Regions from separate parts of the Mus musculus genome. Here region 1 is linked to region 2. The links are chromatin loops, found by intact Hi-C in ENCODE. Cell type or tissue: left cerebral cortex. All regions are shown on one strand. Each heading gives the region's core, and the rest is flanking DNA. Links, peaks and the distances in the headings are about the cores only.

Region 1 (8,337 bases), core at 279-8,278, 270 kb after region 2:
ATCCAGAGACTGCCCCACCTGGGGATCCATCCCATATACAATCACCAAACCCAGACACTATTGTGGATGCCAAGAAGTGCTTGCTGACAGGAGCCTGATACAGCTGTCTCCTGAGAGGCTTTGCCAGTGCCAGACAAATACAGAAGTGGATGCTCACAGCCATCCATTGGACTGAGCACAGGGTCCCCAATGAAGGAGCTAGAGAAAGGACCCAAGGAGCTGAAGGGGTTTGCAGCCCCATAGGAGGAACAACAATATGAACTAACCAGTACCCCCAGAACTTCCTGGGACTAAACTACCAACCAAAGAGTACACATGGTGGGACTCATGGCTCCAGCTGTATCCCTTCCCGCGGGATTCAGTTATTTGTGGGTGTGAGGGGGACCGCAAACCTGGAGGAAAATGGGAGGAAGAGAAAAAGGAGCTGGAGACCAAGTAGAGGGTCCTATCAAGGTCTCCGTTTATTCAGCTGAGATTTAAAGCAAACATCTCGGGGAATAGGGAGGGGTCGAGGGGAAATTTAACAAAGAACAAAGAAGTGGGCATCTGCTGACATGAGGGCCAAAGTCAGGCTCCAGGCGGCGGGCACTCTGCGTCTTATCTCCAGAACATAGATCCTCCTTAACAGCCTTGGGGTGTCAGGCCGGGCTCAGGTGTAACTCATGTCCTTGGAAGTCATGGGAGTTCAGGAAGAGATAGGAAGAGGGGACTATAATTCAGCTTTTACAGCCTCAGATGCCAGGAAGGGAACAGAGAGGAGGGAGTGACAACCGGCTCCTAGCACAAGGCCATTTGGCCTGTCAGGGTGGAAGATTGTGAAGGGCTCACTTTCTCACGGTATGGTCTCTGACACAGCTGCATATGTAGTAGAGGATGGCCTAGTCAGTCATCAATGGGAGAAGAGGCCCTTGGTCCTGTGAAGGCTCTATGTCCCAGTGTAAGGGAATGCCAGGGCCAGGGAGCAGAAGTGGGTAGGTTGGTAAGCAGGAGGATGGGGAGGCGGGGAGCTGGTTTTCAGAAGGGAACAAGGAAAGGGGATAACATTTGAAATGTAAATAAAGAAAATATCTAATAAAAAAAAGAAGTCACTATTTGCTGTTACAGATACCTGGGGGTGGGATTCTATTGCTCCTTCAATGCCAATAGGTCATCCCTACTTTTAGCCAAAGCCAGATGAATTTTTCCAATGGTTGGGCTTACCGCTAAACCCTCCAAAGACATGTGTCATGCCAGTATCAGTCATCTCCTGGCACTCATGTTCTGTCTTTCACTATTGTAACCGTGCTGCATCAGGTTTTGTCAACGAGACAGAGTCCTATGAGAGGAGGAATCCTCAATTGAGGAAATCCACCCCCCATCGGATTAGCCTGTAGGCAAGTCTGTGGGCATTTTCTGAATGATGGATGTGAGAGAGCCCCGCCCAGTATAAGTGATGCCATCAGTCCCTGGGCAAGATGTCCCAAGTTGTCTAAGAAAGCAGCTAAGCAAGCCAGGGGGACCAAGCCAGTAGGTAGTGTTCCTCCATGGTCTCTGCTTCAGTTCCTTCCTCAAGGCTCCTGCCCTGACTTCCCTCAATCATGGACTGTGGCATGTATACGTAAGCCAAATAAACGCTTCCTTCTCCAAGTTGCTTTTGGTTGTGGTGTTTATCACAGCAATGGAAAGCAAACTAAAACAATGATCACTTTCGTTGTCAGCCTGGGGTGAAAGAAAAGCATCAGCACCAATGAGTGTGCCTGGGGTGTTTCTGGGAAAACTAGTGTGAGAGCCACAAACGCAATAGGGAGGGTCTGCCCAGACCCTCTCTGGTTGGTCTGGGGGTGAGATGAAATGGGAAGGTAGGAAAGGAAGTTGACTGTCCCCCACGTGACACCTCTAGAGAGAGCTCACTCTCCTCCTGCATCCCCTGGGCCCCTGACATTAGACTCTGGATGATTGTTCTTTGATTGTAGATCCGTACGGTTGGTTCTCCAGGGCCTGGAAGGACTTTGACCTTGGCCTTGGGCAGCATCTCTGTCCTTGCCCTTGTTCTGAGGTTTCTGGCTTCCTGGACTGAGCAGCTGCTGGCTTCCCTGGACTCCAGCCTGCACAGTCATTGTGAGGTGATTCAGAGCCAATCTGAGCACCATCTCAGGATCCCAGACATTCTGATGACTACACTCTCTAGAGAGCCCTGGCTAGCGCAAGTATTCGACCACCCTAGAGTGGTAAGACAACCCCATAGGCTCCTTTTACCCTTGGCAGAACTCTCAGATCTACTGTCTTTTGGCTTAGTTTCAAAGTGTCTCTTCAGGCTTAAGGAAGGAGCTAAAGAATGAGGTCTTTGATGTTAGTGTCTTGTCTTTCCTTTCCCAGTCCAGTACAAGAGAAACACCATTAAACACCCACCTTTCCCCAGGGCTAAGACTCCTTAACAGGAGGATGATGGTCAACTCCACCTAGGCTCAAAGTCCATCTCTGAAACCCAATGCCCATCATTACTCTTGAGTCTTTTACACGTCCAGCTGGAAAGAAACCCTTTCTCTGTGTTCTCTGATTGGTTACTTTTCCTCTTCCTTTTAAGTTGCAACCATTTCTCTTGGTGTGGCAGCCTTCCAAAGAAAACCCTCCTATGGCTTCTAACATCACCCAACACTGGGTTCCCTGCCTGTTCACTAACCACATATGTCCTCAGACATTGCTCTTGTTGTGGACCTACTATGAGAGACAAGACTCCCCCCAAGCCATCTGCAATATGCTAACATCTGCAATGGCCACACCTAGACTTAGGCTTTGGGTCTGAGAAAACGTTAACAGGGGACTCCTAAGGATACCAGGCTTTATAGCCAAAAACTCTAGTTAAAGCATGGCTTTCATGGCTGTTGAAATGTGCTATAGACTATATGGCACACCAAACTGAGACAAGCAATGTTCTATAAGTAACGGTGAAATGCAAAACTCGACATCCATGAACCAAACTGGAATTCTAGGGAAAGAGAGAGTTCATGTCTTAATGACTCAGACACTTACTATAGAGAGCTGAAGATTGGAACTCAGATCCCCAGAACCCACATAAAAGCAGCTGGGTACTGCAGCTGCTTGTAATCCTAGCATCTGGGAGGCAGATATGGGAAATCCCTGGAACAAACCGACCAGCCAGACTACCCAAAATGCCAAGCAATAAAGCCTGCCTTCAATATACAAAGCAGAAGTAATTGAGGAAGGTAACCACGCCCACACACACAAAAGTGTGCCGTACATATGCAAGCAAAATGCATGCACATCACACACATAATAGATATATAAATACATATGTATTTATATATTTTTATATTTTATATATAATAAGTCATATATATAATTTGCATGGCCCCCAGTCACATGTCATCCAGAGAGAAACCTCTGTCATCTACTTTAACCAATATCTGACTTCTATAGATGCATAGTAAGGGATGTCTCTGGAAGATCCCTCAGTGTAAGACCGTCCTTATGAAAGCACTTGTGCTGGGGAAGTGACACACACTAAGTGTCCAGAGTGACTGTAGGGTAAGCCTTAAGGGGGAGGAAATTTCCTAAGAGCCCTGAGTTGAAAGCCGCCCTATTCCCTTTTATCCATGCCTGGCTGCTGTGAAGAGCTACTAACTTGCTACCGTCTCTAGTATTTATTCACATCACATAAATCACCTTTCACACCTGCCTTACTCTCCATCTTTCCCTGCTTCCCCCTTCTCGTTCCTTGCTCCTTCTGGTCCCTTTGGGCTTCGCTTAGGTTCTCTCCCCAGTGTCCTGGAAGGAAGTCCTTTGCCCAGTGGAGGCTTTCCCCCAGCCCCCACTGCTGCACCTCATTTCATACAGATAGATTATCCCACAGCCTTGCTGTAGCAAGTCATTGTGAGCCTTTCAGAAGTGTGTGTGAAATCCCACCCCAGAGGAATTCGGGTCCAAAAATCCCCTGGAATAAAAACAATTTGAGTAAGCATTGAGAAGTTTCAAGACAGATGAGTCTGGGTTTGTCTGGTTTTGATATGCAGAATGTGAGTTTGACCATATCCTAACACTATTTTCATTTCACTATATAAACTTGAAAGCCCAGAGATTATTGTCAATTCTTGCTTTTCTTAAATAATATATCTGTAAATTGTTTTATGAGATAATTAGTATCTGTGGCAATAAGCACCCCCCATTGCCAGGCAGATGTAACCACCAAGTGCTACCTGCAGACATAAATCTAAAACAGCTTCAGGAGAGAAATACCAAAGCCTGAAAGCCGGTTAGGGAGAGGTATCCAGAATAAAGAAAATGCAGGAAGATGAGGAGGGAGGAAAGGAGGAAGAGAGGAAGGGAGAAAGGGAAGAAATGAGAAATCCAAGGAAGGAAACAAAATATTCACTGGAAACTAGACTTGATACAATCAGCAACTTTTTATTTTGAAATCTACAAAGTTAAAAGAGTCACACCACTTTCAGAACACCGTCTTGGGGTCATTTAAGAACATTTCCATCACCCCCGAGGCACCTGAAATACATCAAGAAAACAGTGCGCTGTGCGTGGGTTCTGCCGATTCGTTGTGTAAGCCCTTTTGTAGCTGATAAACACACGGAAAGTTTTCTTTACACCGAACTCAAACCTAAAGGGAAAGGCGACGAATCTCCCCCCCTCCCCCGCCCCATTTTTGTTCTTTAAACTTGCATCGTGCTGCTAAAAGAATTAGTGAGGTTAAATCGCTGTGCTTTCACACTTTCTCTGGGCTTGCTCTGAAGGCATTAACCAAACTTCTCGGACCTTTCCGAAGTTATCCGAAATAACACAGCGCCCTCTGTCGGTCTTACCACCACACTGACTTTCGCGGTACAACCTCTGCAAAATGATGACTTCATGGCTTAAGAAAGATGCCTTAGCAAGTGAATGCAGATCCTCTGCTAAACGGAGAAAACAAGCAGCTGAGACAAGGGACTCTAAAATCACGTGCTGACGTTACTAAAAGTCGAGTCAATTATCAGCTTCTTTTCCTCCTTTAAACAGATTCGATTTTCTTAAAAACTGCTTTTTGTCACACTGCCGAGGCCCCAGTAATTGCAGCTGTCGTGAAGTCCATCAGAATCAGCTGCGAAACTGACAACTCCAACTCAAGTACCCGAGCCCAAAAGTGGGAGGTGGCCCTGTTTGCCCAAGCAGAGAAGCCCCAGCCTTGGCTTTCTCCAGGCTCGTGTGACCTTCAGGTCTGGGAAAGAGCTCAGAGGTTCCCGACAGGAAGGAGGGCAAGAAGGCGTTGCAGAGCTCAGCCACCTCAGATGCCCAGGAAAACATTTATCAGCAAGAAAAAGGTTAGCCTTCAGTCACTGATCCTGTGTTGCTTTTTAAATTTTTTAGATTACATTTATTTATTTTTGAGGACCGGGTTGTGACCACAGCTCACACACGTATGGAGATCGGAAGGCAGCTTGTGGTTTTCTTCCTCAGTATGAGCCTCGGGGATTGAACTAGCCCTGTCAGGTTTGTTGGCAGGTGCCTTTGCCTGCTGAGCCATCTCAAAGGCCCTGGTTTACACTTAATATGACAACATGAGGTGGTCCTCGCTGGTGTTTCAACCTTGACCTCCATATAAAGTTAGGTTGCACTCCAAGTGCTCTTGTGGTTTCGATCTACTCTACCTCTAAATAGGCCATGTGTGGAGCTGGGGAAAAGGCTCCATTGGTAAAGTGTTTGCTGTGTTAAATCCACAAACCTGAGTCCGTGTGCCCTCCACTCGTGGGGGTAGGGGAGGGGGAATTAGACCTAGTGGCACTGGGGAGTCTCTCCCAGCTTAATTAATGTACTCCAAGCAGTGAGACCCTGTCTCGAACAAACAAGGTGAACTGGTCCTGAGAAGGGATACTGGTTGGCCTCTGGCCTCCGCAAATGTGTATACACACACTGGCACACATGCGCGTGCCGGTGGGGTCAGGCTCATCAGGGGCGTGGACCGACTGGCTGGTAGAAGGCCTTTAAGAAATGGAGCCTAGGGCTGGTGAGATGGCTCAGTGGCTAAGAGCACCCGACTGCTCTTCCGAAGTTCAAATCCCAGCAACCACATGGTGGCTCACAACCATCCGTAATGAGATCTGACTCTCCCTTCTGGAGTGTTTGAGGACAGCTACAGTGTACTTACATATAATAAATAAATAAATAAATAAATAAATAAATCTTAAAAAAAAAAAGGAAGAAATGGAGCCTAGAGGAAAGAAATTAACCACTTTAGCGAGTTCCCGGAAGGGGATATTGGGACCCTGACCCCCACAGCCTTACTCTGATTGCTTCCCAGCAATGTGTGTGATAGCAACCGCCTCAGCAACACGACGCAAGGCCACCGCCCAGTGCAATGGCGGTGCTAAGCAATCAAGCACTAAAACTTCCAAAATCAGAAGGCAAAAGAAAAAAAGCTTCTCTTCTTGTAGGTTGCATACTTACTAAGTTTAGTCGGTCAGAAAGCTATCCTGTGAGATTGTCCCCTCCCCCCCCCAAAAAAAAAAAAACATAGAGAAAGAGATTGAAACGCTAGCTCAGGCTCCATACAAAACAGAGTCCATCACTGGTCTCCCCAACCCACCCCATTCCTGATCTATCCACTCCTGAAACAAGAGCCTTCCTAAGTGGATCTCTCTTACAACGCAGGACACAGACCAGGAAATTTGGTTTCTGTAGATGCTAAATTAGTGAATTAGGGCCACGTCTCTCAACTCCACTGAATCATTTATGTACCAGGTACTGGACAAGAGTAAACAAAAAAAAAAAAAAAAAACCCAGTCCCTCCCCACAAGTAGCATAAAGACAAGTATGTATAATTAGAATATAATACTGTAAAGCCAACGACAAAAATATCACAGAGTAAGGGCAAAGAAGATTGCAGAAAGACCTGTGACTTCAAAGCAGTAATTAGTAACACATTCCCAGATCCCTGCCATCTAGTCAAGAAGAACTTGGATTGTCTGAAGACACTTTCAGTAGATGGTTGACAAGGGCAGAGCTGGGCATTCACACATGAGGTCTGATCCACCCAATATCAAAGCATCAGCAATAGAAACACAGAAGGAGCCTGAAGCAGAGGCTGCAGGCAGGTCAGGCAGACAGCAGGTCAAGCGAAGATTCCCCCGGCAGGGGTGGCAGAAGAAAGACCATGTGGAGTTCAAACCAGTCATTTCAGTGGAGGGATGCATACAAAGGGCTGGGCTCCAAGAGGATGCATATGGAAAGGAAATAAGATGTATTAGGCAGGCACCACTGTCCCCCATATTTTCGGGAGTATTTGGCTTAAGGGAGACAGCCCAGAGCACACTCCTCTGAGGCAGTGGTCCTTCCAGCCTGAGAGTGTAGGCCTGGTCATAGAGACCCAGATTAGAGGTCCAGACGTGCCTCTCAGAGAAACTTAGCCACTCCAAGTCTAAAGTAGGATGATGCCCTGGGGATATGGCCCAGCTGGTGGCATGCTGGCCTAGGATACAAGACCCCCAGCACTGTATAAACCAGGTACATGCCTATAATTCTCTCCACTTGAGGAATGAAGGCATGAGGATCAGAAGTTCAAGGTCTGCCTGCTGAGAGGGCTCCAGCAGATGGAAGCACTTGCCAAGCAACCCTGTCAACCTGAGTTTGAGCCTCAGAGCCACTGGTAAAAGGAGAAAACCAACTCCTAAAAGATGTCCTCTGACCTCCACGTGGGCACTGTGGCACATGCATGCCCACACACACATACACACACACACACACACACACACACACACACACACACGCGCGCACACACACACACACCATACATACATACATACATACATAGACGTACATACATTAACAATAAATAATTTTTATATGGCATACCTTTAATCCCAGCACTGGAGAGGCAGAGGCAGGTGGATCTTTGTGAGTTCAGGGCCAGCCTGGTCTATACAACAAGAGTTCAGGCCAGGCCAGCCAGGACTACACAATGAGAACCTGTCTCAAAAAAAAAAAAAAAAAAAAAAACAAGAAGAAGAAATTCAAAGTCAACCCTGGCTATATAATGAGTTTGAGGCCAGCCAGGGCTATGAGAGACTGTCTAGATAGATAGATGAATAGATAGATAGATAGATAGATAGATAGATAGATAGATAGATAGATAGGCTGAGAAACCTGATAGGAAAAAAACCCAGCATGGAAAGTGAACAGAAGCCAGAGAAACCAACATACTCAACTCTAAAATTTCTGTTTTATCATTGCTAAAACCAGGTTGTGTTGTAGTTCAATGGTCAACATTTTCTCCTCTTAGCTATACTAGAACAATGAGGGTCAGTACCTAACCCTGAGCAAGTACCAGGCCTGGCTTTATGCAAATTGTCATGGGAAGAT
Region 2 (8,337 bases), core at 218-8,217:
TTTGCAACATCTGGCTTTAGTTTAAAACCAAACATGACAAGATTAATGGCATCAAAATAAATTACCCAGTACAGTAATATGAAATGTGGTATCACCATCAACGCAGCTTGCTGAGCTGGGTATTAGTACAAACAAAATCTCCCAGAGAAAGTCAGTGTCAGGACATCTTGTTCTTTCTACAACTCCATCATAGTGGCATAAAGGCTCTTGTTTTTATGTGGAAGAAATACAAGACATTTGGTTAATTCACTGATCTCAGATTGTTCCGTTTAAATAAGGAAGCTACCTGCACTATCGTTGAGAATAAAAGGTATTTTGGAAGCTCATGTCTGTCTACCTTGTCTAAATTCTGTTGCCTATGCTGCTTCTAAATTCAGTAGTTTTTCCAACAAAACTAGAGTTTACTACTCAATTTTCTTTTAAATTAAAGATTAATTCTACTTCTATTAAAGTGCACATGAGTACAGTGCCCACAGAGACCAGAGAAGAGCATCATATCCCCTGGAGCTGGAGTCAGAAGTGGTTGTGAGTTGCCTGCTGTGTGTGCTGGAAAATGAACTCAGGTCCTTTACAAGAGCACCAAATGTTCTTAACTGCTAAGCCATCTCTCCAACCCCACAATAGATGGTTTTTGGGAGAAGAGAGCAGGGGACAGAGACTATCTATATAGCTCTGACTGTCCTGGAACTTTTAGGTATACTTAGGCTGGCCTCAAACTCACAGAGATCCAATTGCCTTTTCTGGGATTAAAGGCATGTTCCTCTTTTATGCCTGGCACTTCTGTTTTATTTTTAAGTATGATCTGATTAATCAAATTAAATTTGTGTGACACCAGAAGACTCATGTAACACCCCAGTACATGCCACTCATTGATATAGATTAGAAAGTTATCTCATACAGCCCAGATTTTAGAGAAGAAAATCAGCACAAATCCTGAGTACACTGTATTTTTCCATCGAGTTAACTATGCCCTCAGCTCACCCATACATCCTCATTTTGGCCACTAGTGCTTGTCATTGTGCTCACAAAGCACATTTGTTTTGCCCTTTCTTCTTATAAAACTGCTTCTTTATGTCCACAGCAATAAATGCAAAGATGCAATGCATTACAAAAATGCATCCTCTTTCCTCGTAATAATTTATAGAACATTTACGTCTATGAGTCTTACAGTACCCAGCTCTGACAGCTCACTCAGAACTGAGTGCAGGGCTTGTTTCTCCACTAGCCATAGCACAAAATCAGCTGTCTCCTGTCTTCCTGGTCTCCTGAGGAGTGAGAAGTCTGTACCCTTTAGAGTCCCCATGCACAGGCAGGCTTTGGACTTGGGGTGTTAGGGAAGGAGACTGAAATGCTCGAGACAGCACTCCAGGTTTTTGTGTTCCTTAACATAAAGCCCACTCTAGACAGGGAGAACCTACATATCCAAAATCAATCACAAATACTAGATCACTGAAAAAGAAAGGTGCTGATAGTCCAACTCTTCTAATCAAGGTCTCCTAAGAAATCAACACATACTTGAGATTAAGTATATAAGGGGTTAGCCTGGCAGTGTAGCTCAGTGGATAGAGCGCCTGCCCAACACACACAAAGCCCTGGGTATGATCCCCAGCACAACACAACTGTGTGCCTGTTCCCATCATCCCAACACTGAGGAAGTAGAGGCGGGAGAACCAGAAGTTCAAGGCCATCCTCAGCTCCATCGTGATTCTGAGGCTTGCCTGGGACCCATAAGAACCCAGGTGAATAGAAAACATGAGGGCTTTATGAGGGTGTCTGTGCTGGAAGATAGAATAAGGCGGTGAGAGACACGTGGGCGCTCCTTCAGGTCACTGTGACCCAGAGTGAAATGGGGCAGAAAGCCGAGAGAGTGATCTAGATAGATATACACTTCCTCGAGTCTTCACTGCATCCTTGGAATACTGCCAGAGAGGAGCCTTTCTCATCTCCGAAGCCAACCTGGCATCCATGCTGGTCATCTGTGGAAATAGCCAAGGAACCTTGTCAATGACACAACCATGTGCAAGATCTCTACCACATGGATGCTCACAGATGTCACACCTACTTATAAAAAAAAAATCACCATGACAATCACCGTCATTTCCAACTTCCCTCCACTCCTCTCTGAGGGTCTGCTATACAACAGCAAGCTAAAACTAAATGTATAGGACAGTCCCCATACACTAATCTGTGTTCTTTTTTTCTTAATATAACTACAACTTTAAATATCAAAGTAAGTTCTGGTATTTGGGCAGGTTGCTATACATGGTCCTGGTCCTTGTTACTTGGGGGCTTGTGATAGGTCTGGTTTGGGCCATTTGGTATGGGAGGAAACAGCAGCATAGATACTGGGCTTTAGAAGAATCTTCATCAGGAGGGGGTGGGTCATATGATGTGGCATGGCCTGACTTCAGTAATAATTATAATAAAATTAGTTGTAATTTTGGCAAGTTATGCAGAAAAGCCAGCATGCAAACATTAAAACATGTAACTTGGTATCTTATTGTAAGATTTTTTTTTTTATTCAGTCCTTCTATATTTACGAGCATTTGCTCGAGGCTGATGCTGCAGTGCTGTTTGGCCCTCAAACACTGAACTCCAAAGCTTAGACAAAGGCCAGGACACCCAACCCTTCTCGGTTTCTGACTGATACAGGGTGACAAAGCAGACAGCAGAGGCAGCCTTGGTAGCGAGAGGACTTTAGCCCAGCATCTTTAAAGCCAGCTGGCAGGGAACAACACAACACTGAACCCTGTGACAGCAGCTACCAGAAGAGCTTCTGATTCGCAGAGAGGCAGGCACCATCAAAACCATGAAGCCCTCAGTTCACCAGAAGAGCTACCTTGATTAGTTAGTCACGATATTCTGTGTTCTAGAAGCTACGAGGAGCTTTGAGAGAATAACCCAACTCACACTGAGTTGAAGGGCCTATGCTAAAAAAGAAAAAAAAATCTCATATTAGCTGTAAGTGGTTTCATTTTTATCCTGTGGCTGCTCAGATACATGGAATATAGAGATACACAATTTTCCACACATGAATATTATAATAGAGTACAGATAGCAAAATACTGTGGCTGTCACAAGGGAGGGGCACACATCTTCTAATTACTTGTGGAACTAAAGCCACAGCAGCAATTAGTAGGTAAGGATTTCCCCTAAACCACACAACCTCCTCATACATAATATTTATACTCAGCCAAAAGGATATGTATTATAGATGTAATATGCAGTTGCTTTACAAGACCAGCCATGCAATGATCAACAGGAAACTCTATAAGAACAGCAAAACTCATTCCGAGATCAGTATGTATGCTGCTGTTTCCTCCCATACCAAATGGCCCAAACCAAACATATCACAAGCCCCCAAGTAACAAGGACCAGGACCGTGTATAGCAACCTGCCCAAACACCAGAATTTACTTTGATATATAAGGTTGTAGTTATATTAAGAAAAAAAGAACACAGAACTATATTTGATTTAATAGATGGATCCAGCCACATCTCTATGCAGAGAGCACATTGCTGGCTTTCACCACCTACAACCAGAGGAGTGCTCCCCCACACAGCAGAGGAAAGCAATGGGTGCTTTTAATATGCAGCAACGTATTTTACAACTATAAAATTGGCTAATTGAATTTTTGGTTTATGTTGCCCATTTTGGCTAAAGCCAACCTCACAAAGAGTGTTTATTTTTAAAATAGCCCTTCCCTGCCCTGTCCTATCAGTGTGGAGATATAATACCAATGCAAGCAGCGAATAGAGATTTTCTTATTCTAACTGCATCTGTCAGCTCTCAGGTTTAAAGTCAAACTCTAATCACATCTGACAAGAAGCAGGCCACAAAAACCTTGGATTTATCAAGATTGTTTGCCATATGGTGCTACATCATATCCACCATTGCTGGCAATAAAGCCTTGCCCCAAGTAGATAGGATATACCTCCTCGTCCTGTGAGGTACTAAGTATGGTTTATCCAAAGCCATCCGGATACACACACAGAGAAAGAAGTGACCATAATATGAACTACACACTACATACACTACATGTCATATAATTATTAGCCTGAGTTACGATGTCATAAGGCACTGTTGGAGGGTGGTGAGCAGCTTCTTTTAAGGGTCCTTACATCACAGACAAGCTCAAAGGGGACCCTAGCTTTGGGGCATCACTAGTAGCTGAAGTGCTGGACCAACACAGTTACTAGAACACAATGCTGCAGCAGGTAGGATGCCTTCAAAGGATGCAGAGACATTGCTGGAATATCAAAGGATTTAGAGTAAATTATTAAATATGAAGTATGTGATAAGATTGGGTGGAAGAGGAGATACTTCTAACACCATGGCATGTGTTATGCCTGTTATTTCTGCCTCACTATCACTAGCAAAAAGAGCCATGTTCTGTGGACTACTAAGTGAAAAAGAACATGTGCATATATTCTCAAATATAAACATATTATTTAATTCTAAAAACTACAATTGGCTTAAGAGCAGTTGCCATTCTCACAGAGGACCTAGGCTCTATCCCAGCATCTGGAGAGAGGTTCACAACCATATATAACACTCCAGTTCTAGGGCATTTGACACCCTCTACTGGCCTTCCCAGTCATACATGGCATGCAAGACTCTCATAAACATAAGATAAAAAAGTAGATAAAGTTTTTCATTTAAAAAAATGTAAACATGCATAAAAATGCAAGTATAACCATTTATGGAGGTGTATTTTGAATGCTGCAGTGAAACAGATTCTCCTATTATTGATCTATTCATTTATTCCAAGATAGTATCTGAAATTTTCACTCTATAGTCAGGCAATTATAGCAGTGAAAGGTTATTCTCCACACCAGAAACACCCAGCACCAAGGGGTATCATGATGTGACTAATTGTGTGAGATTTGTGGTTTTAAGTACAATAGAACCTTTGAAACTTGTGATAATGAGATGAGCAGGAAATCTCAAAGTTCCGTACACAGAGAATTTAGCTTGTGGCAAAGCACTTGAAAGAGGAGCAGGATTTATAAATGAGTCTTGGGTGATTTTTATACAGAGAGAGACTGAGAGATGACTAAGTAACAGGTTTCACAGTGGTCTTTGACCTGCCTGTCAGTGCCCTTTCTCCCCTCTGCCCCTCTGCCCCTCTCTGAATCCTTGCCTGTGGCTGCTTCCCTTCCTGGGCCCTCTTTGGCTTGCTTACCCATGTATTCCATCACCCACTCTCCCTCAGACCTCCCCAACTCCTACCAAATGGTTATTGATCATTTTCATAACTGCTCCAAGGAATTTTTAAAAATATATGCACACTGACTTTGGCCTTCCACAGTAAATGGGAAGTTGTAACACTGAATGAGAAAGGAGTGGGTTGTTTTTGTTTTTTTTAAATCTCCTTGGCTGCCTAGATATAAGAAATACAAAAATATATGAAATTTTCTATGAAAGACTGTCGTAACAGAATATAGTTAGGAAAATAAGGTTTATTTTTATAGAAGATGATTGTTGTCACTGAGGGAGGGGCACCAGTGTGTCTGGTAAAGTCTGATGCAGAGAGCAAATTATATAAATTTATTGTGATGGTTTGGATATGAATATGACATATCTTCCCCCACCCCATAGGACCATTTGCTTAAACACTTGGTACCCAGCTGGTGGTGCTATTTGAGGAGGTCATGCGCCTTTAGGAAGTTAGAACCTTCCTAGAAGAAATACCACAATAGGGGTGGGCTTGGAGGTTTGGACATAGCTCTACTTCCTGTTCTCTGTACCTCTGCTTCCAGTGTACAAACGAGATGTGATCAGCCAGACTCCTATTCATGCCACCATGCCTTCCCTGACTACCTCTGTTGTGCCAAGAAATGTTCATGAACCCCAAAAAACCACCAAGGAGCCGAATCCAATGGAATTGCATTAGGGTCTCTATTCTATTCTCTCAAGCTTGGGCTCCCTGCCAACCCTGACACAGCAGGAAGGTGAAGCCCTAAGTCTAAGTTTAGGCAAGAAATAGATATCTAGCCTGGTACACATCTGATTGGGGGACCTTTATGGCCTTTAATATAATTGGCTGGTGCTGGGACCCAAACCATAAACTTAACTTCTGCTTTCCTCCTGATTGGTGGTTGTTAGGCAGGGTTGGAGCTTGTAACCTGGAAGTGCAGATCTGTTGGGGAATAACCTGGAAACTGGTGCAAGACGCTGGATTTGTTGGGAGGGTAACCTGGAGATGCAGGTCTTATTGGGGGGCGTAGCCTGGAAACTGTTGGTAAGTAAGGTCAGGTTCTCTAAGATGGAGTCTGAACTGATTTGGTCTCTCACCACCATGCCTTCCCAACATGATTAGCCCTATTCCCCAAGTACTATAAGCCAAATGAACCCTTTCTTCCCTAAGTATCAACTGTCAGGGTCACAGCCACAGAAAGACAATTAATACACTGATACCTAGAATTTTTTCCAAAATCATATAATTTTGACCCCAAGGACAATCAGTGTGCATTGCCGTTTAGAATATCATCATAATATGTTTGCTTGACAAGGGTATGTTTGAACCTGATTTCAAAACCTTTCCATCTTAGTAGATCCTGTGATAGGTTATTTGAAAATATAAAAGGAAGTGCTTTCCAATAACATGCAAGAATAAATGACAAAAGAGGAGGAGATGATCTACCTAGGAAAAAATGTGATTTGTATAAAATGGAGGTACAGGGTCCTGCGGGTTGAAGGTGTTGTTAATCAGAATACACAGTAGGCATCCCTAAGCTCTTGGACAAATCAAATGCTTTGGATGAGGCATTCCACCCTGACATGAAATCTTAAAAGATGATGCAGGACTAGCCTTCCCTGATGGGCAACTCTTGCATCCTAATCTAAGCACAGTAGCAGCTATAACAAGCCAACTTCAAGGGACTTTATATGCACTGTGAGCTTCCACTTCTACTAACTGCAGATTCTATAGCAGACAGGTTATGAATAAAGCCATTATCCCCAGAGTAATGATGGAGAAACTGGTTCCCACAAGCTAGGGACAATAAGAAGTCAGTGTTCTGACTCTAGAGCCATGAATGCCTCTCTACCAGGTAAACTCCCATGACATTTCACGGCTAGTCATTTTCATATTCATAATGTAACCCATTAAAATACCCTGTAAGTGCATGTCATTTTAAAATGTGTGCTTAATTCCTTCTCTGTAATTATAATAGATGAGCTGACTCCCCCTAACCTATTTAGTAATGATCCTTCAGGTTTGATATAGGCTGACCACTTCAGAGAATAGGTTTAAATTACACTATTAGTAATTAAGAAATTCCTGCAACATCAAAGCCATGGGAGAATTCAGAGCAAGAAATTATTTTTATACATGATATATAGTATAATACAATGAACTTATGTATGTTTTACTTATTTTGAAATTAAAATATGTTCATTGGCTTCCTTGTATTTATGCTTTTTCATATGCATATTGGCTTTATTTAGGTAAATTTATGTCTAATATCACTTCCTCCATTAAGCATCTATGGACAAAGAATAGCTTACATGTACTGTGCTAAGTTTCAAAATGAGTATATATATTTTCTCACACATGGATTTTTATCAATAAATTAGGACAATTGAGAGAAATAAATACTGTCATCCTGCACCCAGTAGCCAGTATACATCCTCCAAGATTACCATTTTAAAAATGCCTTTACATGACTTTTATATTTTATTCCAACTATAACTACTCATAGCAGAATACTGAAAACTCTATTAATACAGCTTAGCACATTTCAAAAGAGCAGAATTACAAGCACAAAAGAAAGATTTCATGGCAGCTAAAAATAAAACCAGCTTGGGTTTTTCTAAGGGAGAAAAAAAAAAAAGATCTAAATTTATAGCCACAATACCTGTGTCTGTCACAGGACCAGAAGCCGGTAGGGTTTCCCAGCTGTTAGCTCTCAACAGAACTTAATTACAGGAGCATTTACAGAGATGAGGGCTACAGTGAAAAAGGCCAATAACAGAAACAGAAAGACTGAGCGCATAGGAGAAGGGCTTCTACCACTTCTAGTTTGGGGGGAGGGGGAGGACCTCCCTAATGAGGGAAATAGTTTAAATCAACATCAGCTTTGTTTGAGCCAAAGTACCAGATAGAAGGTGGGAAAAGAAACCCCCAGACCCCCATCACCCACACTCTGAATCCAGCCAGAACCCAGGAAGCACAGTCCCTAGGAGGAGCCTATGGGTTCAGAGCAGGTCAGAGAAGGATGGATGGAAGATGTGATCAAGGAAAAGACAATATCCTGTAGCCTAATGCTGCTACCTCCACCCTACATTCAATCAATAACCTCTAAGGGCTTAGATCCTACACTGACCGGGGGC

What was found. Hi-C counts contacts between places; a loop is a spot of excess contacts. Peaks named below come from ENCODE experiments on the same cell type or tissue, not always from the same donor. Only the 100,000 strongest peaks of a DNase experiment are listed, where the experiment ranks them.
Region 1: a loop joins it to region 2, with 2.2 times the contacts of the local background. A loop is called at or near these places in 2 of 42 quality-filtered maps.

The regions. Positions count from the first base shown.
Region 1 is chr9:73,159,572-73,167,908 of GRCm38, reverse strand. No RefSeq gene overlaps it. Among named protein-coding and RNA genes, the nearest start is that of Gm27211, 29 kb to the left of the region's middle. In left cerebral cortex, for the core only: a CTCF peak has its summit at 4,800 (motif pointing left); a DNase peak (open chromatin) is centred at 4,804; H3K4me3 peaks cover 292 bases.
Region 2 is chr9:73,431,722-73,440,058 of GRCm38, reverse strand. No RefSeq gene overlaps it. Among named protein-coding and RNA genes, the nearest start is that of Gm27211, 240 kb to the right of the region's middle. In left cerebral cortex, for the core only: no CTCF peak of the experiment used is centred there; a DNase peak (open chromatin) is centred at 3,509.